Linked DNA regions of Homo sapiens: regions 1 and 3 are each linked to region 2. A link is a contact called in ENCODE Hi-C or POLR2A ChIA-PET data. All regions are on one chromosome and are shown on one strand. Each heading gives the region's core, a stretch centred on a gene start or an enhancer-like site at or near the end of the contact. The rest is flanking DNA. Distances are from core to core; before and after follow the strand shown.

Region 1 (3,450 bases), core at 76-2,575, 64 kb after region 2:
ACACTGTTTTAGGGTGTCTTTGAGCAGGGAAAAGACATATGCAGTAGAAATTAGAGTATGGATTAGAATAAGGGAAAACTGGAGCAAGAGAGACACCAGCCAAGAGACTGGAAGAAGATTTTGAGACCTGAACTAAGGCAGTGCAATAGGGGAAGAGTAGGGGACAGGGCAGGAGAGGAAGGACTTCCATCCTGGACTATGGGCGGATTTCTGGCATCAGATTCTGGATGGTAGCAACAGCATGATTAAACTAAGGAATATAGTAAGGATATTTAGCTGTGAGCCCAAGGATTATCACATTTCTTACTTACTGACTGAGTTGGTCATTTCCCTTCCTAGAGCTACTGCCCCAACCTCAGTGAAAACAATGTGGCAGTTGGCCCTTGGCCTTGCACTTTGAGGACTATAGACTGGAATCTTTTCCAAGCATTTTAAACCAAAACTGAGGTCTCCATTGCAGTTAGCCTTTGGTGTTTATTCAAGCACACAAACTATGCCAGGTGCAGTGGCTCATGCATGTAATCCCAGCATTTTGGGAGGCTGAGGCAGGAGGATTGCTTGAGTCCAGGAGTTTGAGACCAGCCTGGGCAATATAGGGAGACCCCTTGTCTAAAAAAAAAGAAAAGAAAAGAAAAAGCACACAAACTACTCTTGGGGATTTGACTGGGATTGGACCACATAGGAAAATGTAAAATGTGACCTTCATAGTCACACCAAGTAGCTGAATTCATGAGTTCCATATGGGCAGGGGTGGCATGCAGGCTGGTGATTTGGATCATAGCCATTATTTGTGGAAGCACTGGGTGAGTAGAGAAGCATGGTAGTTACCTTGCCCTGACAGTTTTTTTCCAAGGGAGTAAATGTGTTTTTCTTTCTCCTTGTCATAAGAAATCGGTTGCCAGATTGTGTTATTTATAACAATCTGTCATGGAACAGCTGCCAGGAAAAGAAAAGAGGCTATTCCCAGTAGCTCTCCTCACCTCCCGCCCCACCACTACAGCCACACACACACACATCCGGTTTTCTGATTTAACCTTTTTTCCCCTCTAATTTTACTCAGTGGTTTTGGCTTGATCGAAAATGTTCTTGTAATGAGAGATTTCTGGGCTTTGCCATGGCTTGGTAATTGGGTTTTCTGAGCTTAATTTGTTTACTTTAGTCAAGACTAACTGGCAGCAGTTTGGATTTTGAATTCCTGGGTGTTTTGGACACTTTAAACACTAAAGTGCTGCCTTCCCTTGAAACCTTGCATGTTTCTATATTGTCAAGAGTGCACACATCTGCTTTCCTTCTGAGTTGTGCTTTCTGCCCTTGACATTGCCCTGGCTTCTCTAGAGGAGCAGGCTTGGGATGAGGCATACCAATGACTGTTGGAATAGTGAGTAGGGAGATCTTTGGAGAGGCCAGTTGGTCTCTGCAGAAGAGGCATACTGTTGGCATTAGAAAAGAAGTGGGTCCATGAAACAAAGGCAGCTGAGTGTTGGCATGTTCAGGGAACTTTAAAATTAACTGCATTTCTGACACACAGTTGCTTCACAGTCCAAACAGTCCATGTTTATTCATGGCTTGTGGTCACACATGATCAAAAATACTTCTCTGGGTCTTATCAGTTTTTCTACTTTCTCTCTCTGGGCTCCAGTTACTAGAAAGCCATTTGCATTCCTAGAATGGGCTTTACATTTTAGAATAAAAATAAAAACAATGATCATTTCTTTCTGTTACAGCGTTTATAAAATCAGGCCAGGCTCAGTGGCTTATGCCTGTAATTCCAGCACTTTGGGAGGCTGAGACAGGAAGATCACTTGAGCCTAAGAGTTTGAGACCAGCCCTGGCAACATAGTGAGATCCCGTCTCTACAAAAAAAAAAAAAAAAGAAGAAGAAGAAGAAATTAAAATTAGTGGACATAGTGGCATGTGGTGCCTGTAGTCCCAGCTACTTAGGAAGCCGAGGTGGTAGGATGCTTGAGTCCAAGAATTTGAGGTTACAGTGAGCTATGATCACACCTCTGCACTCCAGCCTGGGCAACAGACTGAGACCCTGTCTCAAAAAAAAAAAGGTATTATGAAGGTATAAGTGTGATTTAGCTTTCCTTTCTTTCTTCTTCTGAGATTTCCAGCTTTGGAAATTGATCAGACAACAAACACTTTCCTTTGGAAGTGATGGAGTTGCACAGAGGATGAGATGTGTTTGGTCTCAGTGACTCTTACATGGTGCATTCTCTGGGAACAGAGGCAGGAGAGGGGCTGATGGAACAGCACCTCCGTCTGTATGCTAGGCCCTGTTCTTTCAGACCCACGCCTTTCTTTTCACACTAAGAACAGATGGCAACCAGACATTGAGTGGAGGGGTCTGTTCCTTGTGATCCTTGGGGATTTTGCATTCAGTTTAGCAAAAAGTCATCAAAACGCAAAGAGAGAAATGAGCCTACAGCCTGTTCACAATTATGCAGGACTTGTTTGGCATTCACTGTACTGACAGATTTAAACACTTTTGCAGATATCGAATGATAACAGCATTTATTTGCCAAGACAACATTGTTACCACTTCTGAGGCATCTGCATTGGAGTCATTTTCTTGATTTTGGAGTATACTTAATAGTTCAATTTATTGTAGATCAGTAAACTTGCAAAAAAACAGCCATCTTATTAGAGAAACTTAGAAAAATAGAAAGGGGATTTTTTTCCTCAGCAAATTGTCATTTTCATTCTGATGAAATGGGGCAACTTCTGTACTGTTGTAATGACAACTCTGTGAATGTCTTTAGTAATGATTTGTCTCCTTGTCTTTCTAAGCATTGTTCTAAGTAGGATTCTGCAGGCTGTTTCTTTAGTTTGTATGTATGTGGTCTGATTTGTTCACGTTTGCTGCTTCCTGCATGGTGAGTTGCAGGTGTAGGGTTTTTTTTTTTCCTAAAGAGATGTTTATGGGAACTTTTTTTTTTTTTTTGAGACGGAGTCTTGCGCTGTTACCCAGGCTGGAGTGCAGTGGCGCGATCTCGGCTCACGGCAAGCTCCGCCCCCTGGGTTCATGCCATTCTCCTGCCTCAGCCTCCCGAGTAGCTGGGACTACAGGCGCCTGCCACCACGCCCTGCTGATTTTTTGTACTTTTAGTAGAGACGAGGTTTCACCATGGTAGCCAGGATGGTCTCGATCTCCTGACGTTGTGATCCACCCGCCTCGGCCTCCCAAAGTGCTGGGATTACAGGTGTGAGCCACCGCGCCCAGTGGGAACTTTTTTTTTTTTTAGTCTCAGAGTTAAAATCTAAAAAGAATTTAGAGAGCCTTAAGCAGAAGAGTAGGAAACAATCCGAATTTGAGCTTAACTTTAAAAGGCCTTCAAAAGAAATTGTTCAGGCTATAAATAACAAGTTACATGTGGAAAAAGAAATGGTGATTCTGTTGCAGATTCTATATTCAGAATAAGAAATTTCAGGCAGTAACATAAGGCA
Region 2 (3,017 bases), core at 1-2,500:
GGGCTGGTTCAGGGGCTGAGAAATACCCAGGCTGGGGGATAAAGAGGGATCAGAGTTGATGGTCCCAGAATAGAGATCCTGGTTGGAAATCCTGAGGCATCCCTTGAATTAAGGCCCTGGGATGAACATCTCAAAAATCCATGGTTTTAGGATTCAGGATCCCAGCTAACGGAGTTCAGGTTGGGAGGTCTCCAGGGTGGGGAAAGGGGAGTAGAGGGATAGAGTCCTGAGTTGGAAGACTCAAATTAGAAGCCCGGCTAGCCACACCGCGTGCTCTGGAGAACTCACCCCAACCCATTCGCTTCCATGGTCAGCTGTCTGTAACTGCGAGCTCAATCCACAATTTAACCTGAATCTGAGCCTGCCCCCCAGTCCAGGCTCCGCCCCTTTCTGTAGGGAACCAAGAGCGTCGCCATGTTGAAGATCACATGATCGGACTCCAGCGACAGCTCCAGGGCTGCCCTGGCTGCTGCCCGTAGGACCCCTACCTTTTTTCACCGTAAAGTTTGCTGTAGCGACGCAACAACAAAGGCCCAAAAGAAAACTCCGCTGTAAATGTATCTTACGGTGACATGAGGAATTTGTTCTCATCTGACAGTCTGGGTATCCGGAGGCTTGGCGCAAGTCCCACTCATGATACCAACAGTCTTATCCAGCCAGGTCCATACTATAGCCTGGACCTATAGTAGGTGCAGAGGTTAGCTCTGCTCAAGACAGCCCCAGCCTTTAAGGAGCTACAAGACTGGGGAAACAGAAATCAGCAATCACATTAAAATGAATAATGATCTCCAGTGTCCTTGGGATTAGGAGTGACAAACAGAATCAACCCTAATGACTCAAGACTCCTGTCAGTGGCAGGGGAAGGGGCCATTGTCTCAAACACTTTAATCACACCACCCATAGGATAGGGAGTCCAGCAGATTCGCTGGGAGTGGGAGGAAAAACAGCAGGCCGAAGAACCAGAAAAATGACTGTTGGCAATGACCCAGGCTAGCTAGAATGGTGACTTGAATGAGGGTAGTAGCAGTAGAGATAAAATGGTAGTCACAAGGAAATGGAGAGAGGGAGATTGATCAGGTAGCAATCACCAATCTTGGGTTTGGTCGGCTGGGTTAGGGTGGCACAGAGATAAGTAATATGGTTGAGTGTGGGAGTACACAGTCCAATACAGTGAGAGCTGGGGTGCGCTTAGTCCAGAACATACGGCAAAGGCTGGCCAAAGGCGGGGAAGGGCGTGGTGGGAAGCTCTGTCCGCGGTCGCGCCAGCTGTTCCCCGGGCAGGGTCGCCTCTAGGTGCTCACCTCCGCCACTTCGCCATGGCGGGTCCTGGCCCGGGCGCGGTGCTGGAGTCCCCCCGGCAGCTGCTGGGCCGCGTGCGCTTCTTGGCAGAGGCAGCGCGGAGCCTCCGCGCCGGGCGGCCGCTGCCAGCAGCGCTGGCTTTCGTGCCGCGAGAGGTGCTCTACAAGCTTTACAAGGACCCAGCGGGACCGTCGCGCGTGCTTCTGCCGGTGTGGGAGGCAGAGGGCCTGGGGCTGCGTGTGGGCGCCGCAGGCCCAGCCCCCGGTACCGGCTCCGGGCCCCTCCGCGCCGCCCGCGACAGCATTGAGCTCCGGCGCGGCGCCTGCGTGCGCACCACGGGCGAGGAGCTGTGCAATGGCCACGGGCTCTGGGTGAAGCTGACAAAGGTGCGCTCTTCCCTGCCCAGGACCCGGTAAAAGACCCCTGGGGCCAGAGAAACCTCTGGCTGTTTGCCTTTTCTCCCCTGTATTGAGTTGGCATTGCGTTCGGCGCCCTTTGCCCTGGGCTGGGCACGACAGGCGGCTGGGCAGTTCCCTGACGGCTGTCCCCATCCTACGCGTCCCGGCAGGAGCAGCTGGCAGAGCACCTGGGCGACTGCGGGCTGCAGGAAGGCTGGCTGCTGGTGTGCCGCCCGGCGGAGGGCGGAGCCCGCCTGGTACCCATCGACACTCCCAACCACCTCCAGCGGCAGCAGCAGCTCTTTGGCGTGGATTATCGGCCGGTGCTCAGGTACTGCACTTGAAGGAGCGGGGCTGGCTGTCAGAAGGCCGGGCCAGGAGGGCTTGGGAACACTTCAGCCACAGCCTGGGGTGGGTGGGATACTGGAGCGGAGGCAGGGTTAAGAGCAGAAAGGGGCGGGACGTGAAGGGGGCTCGGAGGGAGACTGGGAGATAGAGCCCTGAAGAAGGCTACACGGCATGGAGGTAGTGTCTTGCTGACCGCTGATGTCTCCCCATCCCACTCCCTACTCTGTGCCCACAGGTGGGAACAGGTGGTGGACCTGACATACTCACATCGCCTGGGATCGAGACCTCAGCCGGCAGAGGCATACGCAGAAGCTGTACAAAGGCTACTGTGAGTGAGCTGGAATGGGGTGGGGAGGAAGGAGCTCTGCGTCTGGGCCCAGTCTAATTAGGGGCTTGGGGTTGCTTAGCTATGTACCCCCGACATGGACCTACGAGTGCGACGAGGACCTGATCCACTTCTTGTATGACCACCTGGGCAAGGAGGATGAGAACCTGGGTAGCGTGAAGCAGTATGTGGAGAGCATAGACGTTTCCTCCTACACGGTGGGTGCTGGGGCTCCTCCCACCCCAGGCAAGATATAGTCACACCCCTCAAGGCTAGATCCAGAAAGAACCCCCACCTGCAGGCCAGGACTAAAACAGGGTCCCCACAGGCCACACTCAGTTCAGCTCCCCATCTTGGACGTCTATAGGACCCCTTACATACCCAGCGGCCCCCTATCCCATACCAGTTGCCTGTTAGCCCAACTTCACTATGCTTTCTCTCTGGTGCTCCTGGCCCAGAGCACAAGCCCAGTGCAGGGAGGGAGGGTAACTGCTGACTTCACGTCTCTGCCCCTCCCCAGGAGGAGTTCAACGTGTCCTGCCTGACAGACAGCAATGCCGATACCTACTGGGAGAGCGATGGGTCCCAGTGCCAACACTGGGTACGGCTTACTATGAAGAAGGGCACCATTGTCAAGTAAGTAGGCT
Region 3 (3,297 bases), core at 63-2,562, 86 kb after region 2:
GTGTGAAATTGACAAAAGTATGTGAATATTTTTCCCATGAGACAGGATGAAGGCTTTTCTTCACTGCATAAGCCTGTTTCCCTGTCTTTTCTTGCCAAGGTAGAGCCAAATCCTGCAAAAGAGTAAAGCAAAGCAGCTGTGAGGAGAACAGGACTGTCTTTCTGACAGTGTTATAAATCCCCTTTAAAAAAAAAAGTGGTAAAAAAAACACATGACATAAAATGTACCATTGTAACCTTTGTTTTTTTGTTTTGTTTTGGTTTGGTTTGGTTTGGCTTTGGTTTTTGTTTTAAGTTTTTTGAGACTGAGTCTCACTCTGTCACCCAGGCTGGAGTACAGTGGTGCAATCTTGGCTCACTGCGACCTCTGCCTCCTGGGTTCAAGTGATTCTCCTGCCTCAGCCTCCTGAGTAGCTGGGATTACAGGTATGCGCCACCACGCCCAGCTAATTTTTGTATTTTTAGTAGAGACGGAGTTTCACCATGTTGGCCAGGCTGGTCTCTAGCTCCTGACCTCAAGTGATCCGCCCACCTCGGCCCCCCAAAGTGCTAGGATTACAGGCGTGAGCCACCGTGCGGCCCATTCTAAGTGGCCTTTTTTTTTGGAGAGGGAGTCTTGCTCTGTTGCCCAGGCTGGAATGCAATGGTGCAATCTTGGCTCACTGTAACCTCCGCCTCCCAGGTTCAAGCGATTCTCCTGCCTCAGCCTCCCAAGCAGCTGGGACTACAGGCATGTGCCACCACACCCAGCTAATTTTTGTATTTTTAGTAGATACGGGGTTTCACCATATTGGCTGGGCTGGTATTGAACTCCTGACCCGTAGTCCACCCGCCTCAGCCCCCAAAGTGCTGGGGATTACAGGAGTGAGCCACCGTGCCCAGCCCTAAGTGGCCATTTTTAAGTGAACAGTTGAGTAGTGTTAAATGTGTTCACATTGTGGTGAAACAGATCTCGAGAACTTTCATCTTGCAAATCTGAAATTCTATACCTATCAAACAACAGCTCCCCTCCCCATTTTTTTCTCCCCGCAAGGCCTTGCTACCCACGATTCTACTTTAAATATCTAAGTGAAATCATACAATATTGGTCTTTTTGTGACTGGCTAATTTTACTTAGCATAATGTCCTCAAGGTTTGTCCATGCCGTAGCATATAACGGATTTCGTTTTTTTTAAGGCTGAATAATACTCCGTTGTATGTATGTAGCCACATTTTGTCATCCATTTATCTTCTGACAGACATTTGAGTTGCTGCCACCTCTTGGCTATTGTGAATAGTGCTGCAGTGAACGTGGGTGTACAGACATCTCTTCAAGACCTTGCTTTCAGTTCTTTTGGATATATATTTAGAAGTGGGATTACTGGATCATATGGTAGAGAACTATGATGTTTAATTTTTTGAGGAAACTACATACTGTTTCCATGGCATTTTCACTATTTTACAATCCCACCAACAGTGCATAAGAGCCCCAGTTTCTCCACACCAGTACTTACATGGTAGCTGGTCTCAGATACAGAAGGAAAAGAGAATTCATTTATGTTATATCAAAACAAATAAAACATCTGGGCAGAGCCATGACTCAAGCATGAGTAAGCTCAAAAGAATCAGAATGTCAGCTGTACAAATATACTACAGAAAACAAAATGAAAGCAAGAAAAATGTCCCGTAAAAGACAAAGAAGCTATCCTGAAAAGAATATAACTCAAGAAACAGAAGAAATTTTCTTAAAACTATGCAACTGTATAACCATAAAACTACTTATTACAACATGAATTTAATAAATAAAAGTTCAGTAATGAGATGATAAAAAAGAGGATATTATAGAACCAAAAAAAAGAGGATTGGCCAGGCATGGTGGCTCACGCCTGTAATTCCAGCACTTTGGGAGGCAGAGGCAGGTGGATCACAAGGTCGGGAGATCGAGACTATCCTGGCTAACACAGTGAAACCCCGTCTCTACTAAAAATACAAAAATTAGCCAGGCGTGGTGGCATGTGCCTGTAGTCCCAGCTACTTGGGAGGCTGAGGCAGGAGAATTGCTTGAACCCAAGAGTCAGGGGTTGCAGTGAGCCTAGATTGCGCTGGGCGACAGAGTGAGACTCGGTCTCAAAAAACAAACAAAAACAAACAAACAAAAAAAGGATTAAATTATTACAGAGTTAATAAATTTTAAAATAGCTAAAGAATGGCATAGACACCACTGAAAATCAAATTATTGACAAAGAGGAATGGTCTGAGATATCAGTGATCTAGGTAAAAAAGAAAATCGTTTAAGAAATTAGAATCTCTGGCTGGGCGCGGTGGCTCACGCCTGTAATCCCAGCACTTTGGGAGGCCTAGGCGGGGGGATCACGAGGTCAGGAGATCAAGACCATCTTGGCTAACACGGTGAAACCCTGTCTCTACTAAAAATACAAAAAATTAGCTGGGTGTGGTGGCAGGCACCTGTAGTCCCAGCTACTCGGGAGGCTGAGGCAGGAGAATGGCATGAACCTGGGAGGCAGAGCTTGCAGTGAGCCGAGATTGCACCGCTGTACTCCAGCCTGGGTGACACAGCGAGACTCTGTCTCAAAAAAAAAAAAAAAAAAGGAAAGAAATTAGAATCTCTGAGGTTGGAGGATTGCTTGAGCCTAGGAGGTTGAGGCTGCAGTGAGCCATGATTGTACTACTGCACTCCAGGCTGGGTGACAGAGTGAGACCCTGTCTCAAAAAAATGAAAGAAAGAAAGAGAGAAAGAGAAGGAGGGAGGGAGGAAGGAAGGGAGGAAAAGAAAGAAATTAGAATCTCATAGAAATGAAATACAAAGATGATTAAATGTAATTAATGAATTAATGCCTCTGAATTAGAACATGGATTTCTAGAAAGAAAGAAATGGAGAGAAGAAAACATCAGTGAAATAATTTTTAAAATTTTCTGAGGATAAAAGGAACTGGGTTTCTAGACTGAAAGGAAACTGAGTTCCCAGTAAAATGGAGAAAAGAAACATACCAAGGTTATCATTGTGAAATTTTATAACTGCTAACAAAGAGATCTTACAAGCTCCCGGAGAGGAGAGAGGATATCATATACAAAGGAATTAAAATAGCTTTGAACTTCCTAACAGCAATACTGGCAACTATAAACAATGACTTTAACATTCTTATTTCTATCTAATCAAACTATCAATCAAATATGAGAGTAGAATGAGAACTTTTTAGACATTTGTTTTCCATGCATCTATTTTGAGAAAGCTTACTAGACAAGGATGCCCACTTTCACTGCTGTTACCCAGCATAGTACTGGAAGTCCTAGCTAGAGC

The links. A loop is a pair of places that touch in the nucleus more often than their neighbours do. ChIA-PET counts read pairs that join two places held with the same protein, here RNA polymerase II (POLR2A). Pooled maps may share reads with other maps.
Region 1: a loop to region 2 is called in a pooled map, with 3 times the contacts of the local background. The contact joins the enhancer-like site here to the promoter of HECTD3 in region 2. A Hi-C loop is called at or near these places in 4 of 50 pooled maps. POLR2A ChIA-PET finds 5 or more read pairs at or near these places in 8 of 52 experiments (AG04450, H1, HEK293 and 5 more).
Region 3: a loop to region 2 is called in a map of endothelial cell of umbilical vein, with 15 times the contacts of the local background. The contact joins the enhancer-like site here to the promoter of HECTD3 in region 2. A Hi-C loop is called at or near these places in 5 of 168 maps with a recorded cell type or tissue (K562, MCF 10A, PC-3 and 2 more) and 9 of 50 pooled maps. POLR2A ChIA-PET finds 5 or more read pairs at or near these places in 11 of 52 experiments (AG04449, AG04450, HCT116 and 8 more).

What each region holds. Positions count from the first base shown.
Region 1 is chr1:44,945,051-44,948,500 of GRCh38, reverse strand. All of the region lies in intron 3 of EIF2B3 (eukaryotic translation initiation factor 2B subunit gamma), which reads left to right. Among named protein-coding and RNA genes, the nearest start is that of EIF2B3, 40 kb to the left of the region's middle. Within about 2 kb of position 1,325, at least 9 of the 41 ENCODE cell types and tissues checked have a DNase peak (open chromatin) inside an H3K27ac peak, as active enhancers do.
Region 2 is chr1:45,009,557-45,012,573 of GRCh38, reverse strand. It overlaps HECTD3 (HECT domain E3 ubiquitin protein ligase 3), which reads left to right and starts at 1,250. Exons shown (of 21, transcript NM_024602.6): 1 at 1,250-1,685; 2 at 1,868-2,028; 3 at 2,281-2,373; 4 at 2,453-2,588; 5 at 2,891-3,006. The coding sequence starts at 1,317. It overlaps UROD (uroporphyrinogen decarboxylase), which reads right to left and starts at 320. Exons shown (of 10, transcript NM_000374.5): 1 at 289-320. The coding sequence starts at 308. RefSeq lists enhancers at 224-353, 394-443 and silencers at 1,204-1,333, 1,414-1,583.
Region 3 is chr1:44,923,231-44,926,527 of GRCh38, reverse strand. All of the region lies in intron 5 of EIF2B3 (eukaryotic translation initiation factor 2B subunit gamma), which reads left to right. Among named protein-coding and RNA genes, the nearest start is that of EIF2B3, 62 kb to the left of the region's middle. Within about 2 kb of position 1,312, at least 4 of the 41 ENCODE cell types and tissues checked have a DNase peak (open chromatin) inside an H3K27ac peak, as active enhancers do; they include PC-3 and endothelial cell of umbilical vein, where a contact is called at or near this core.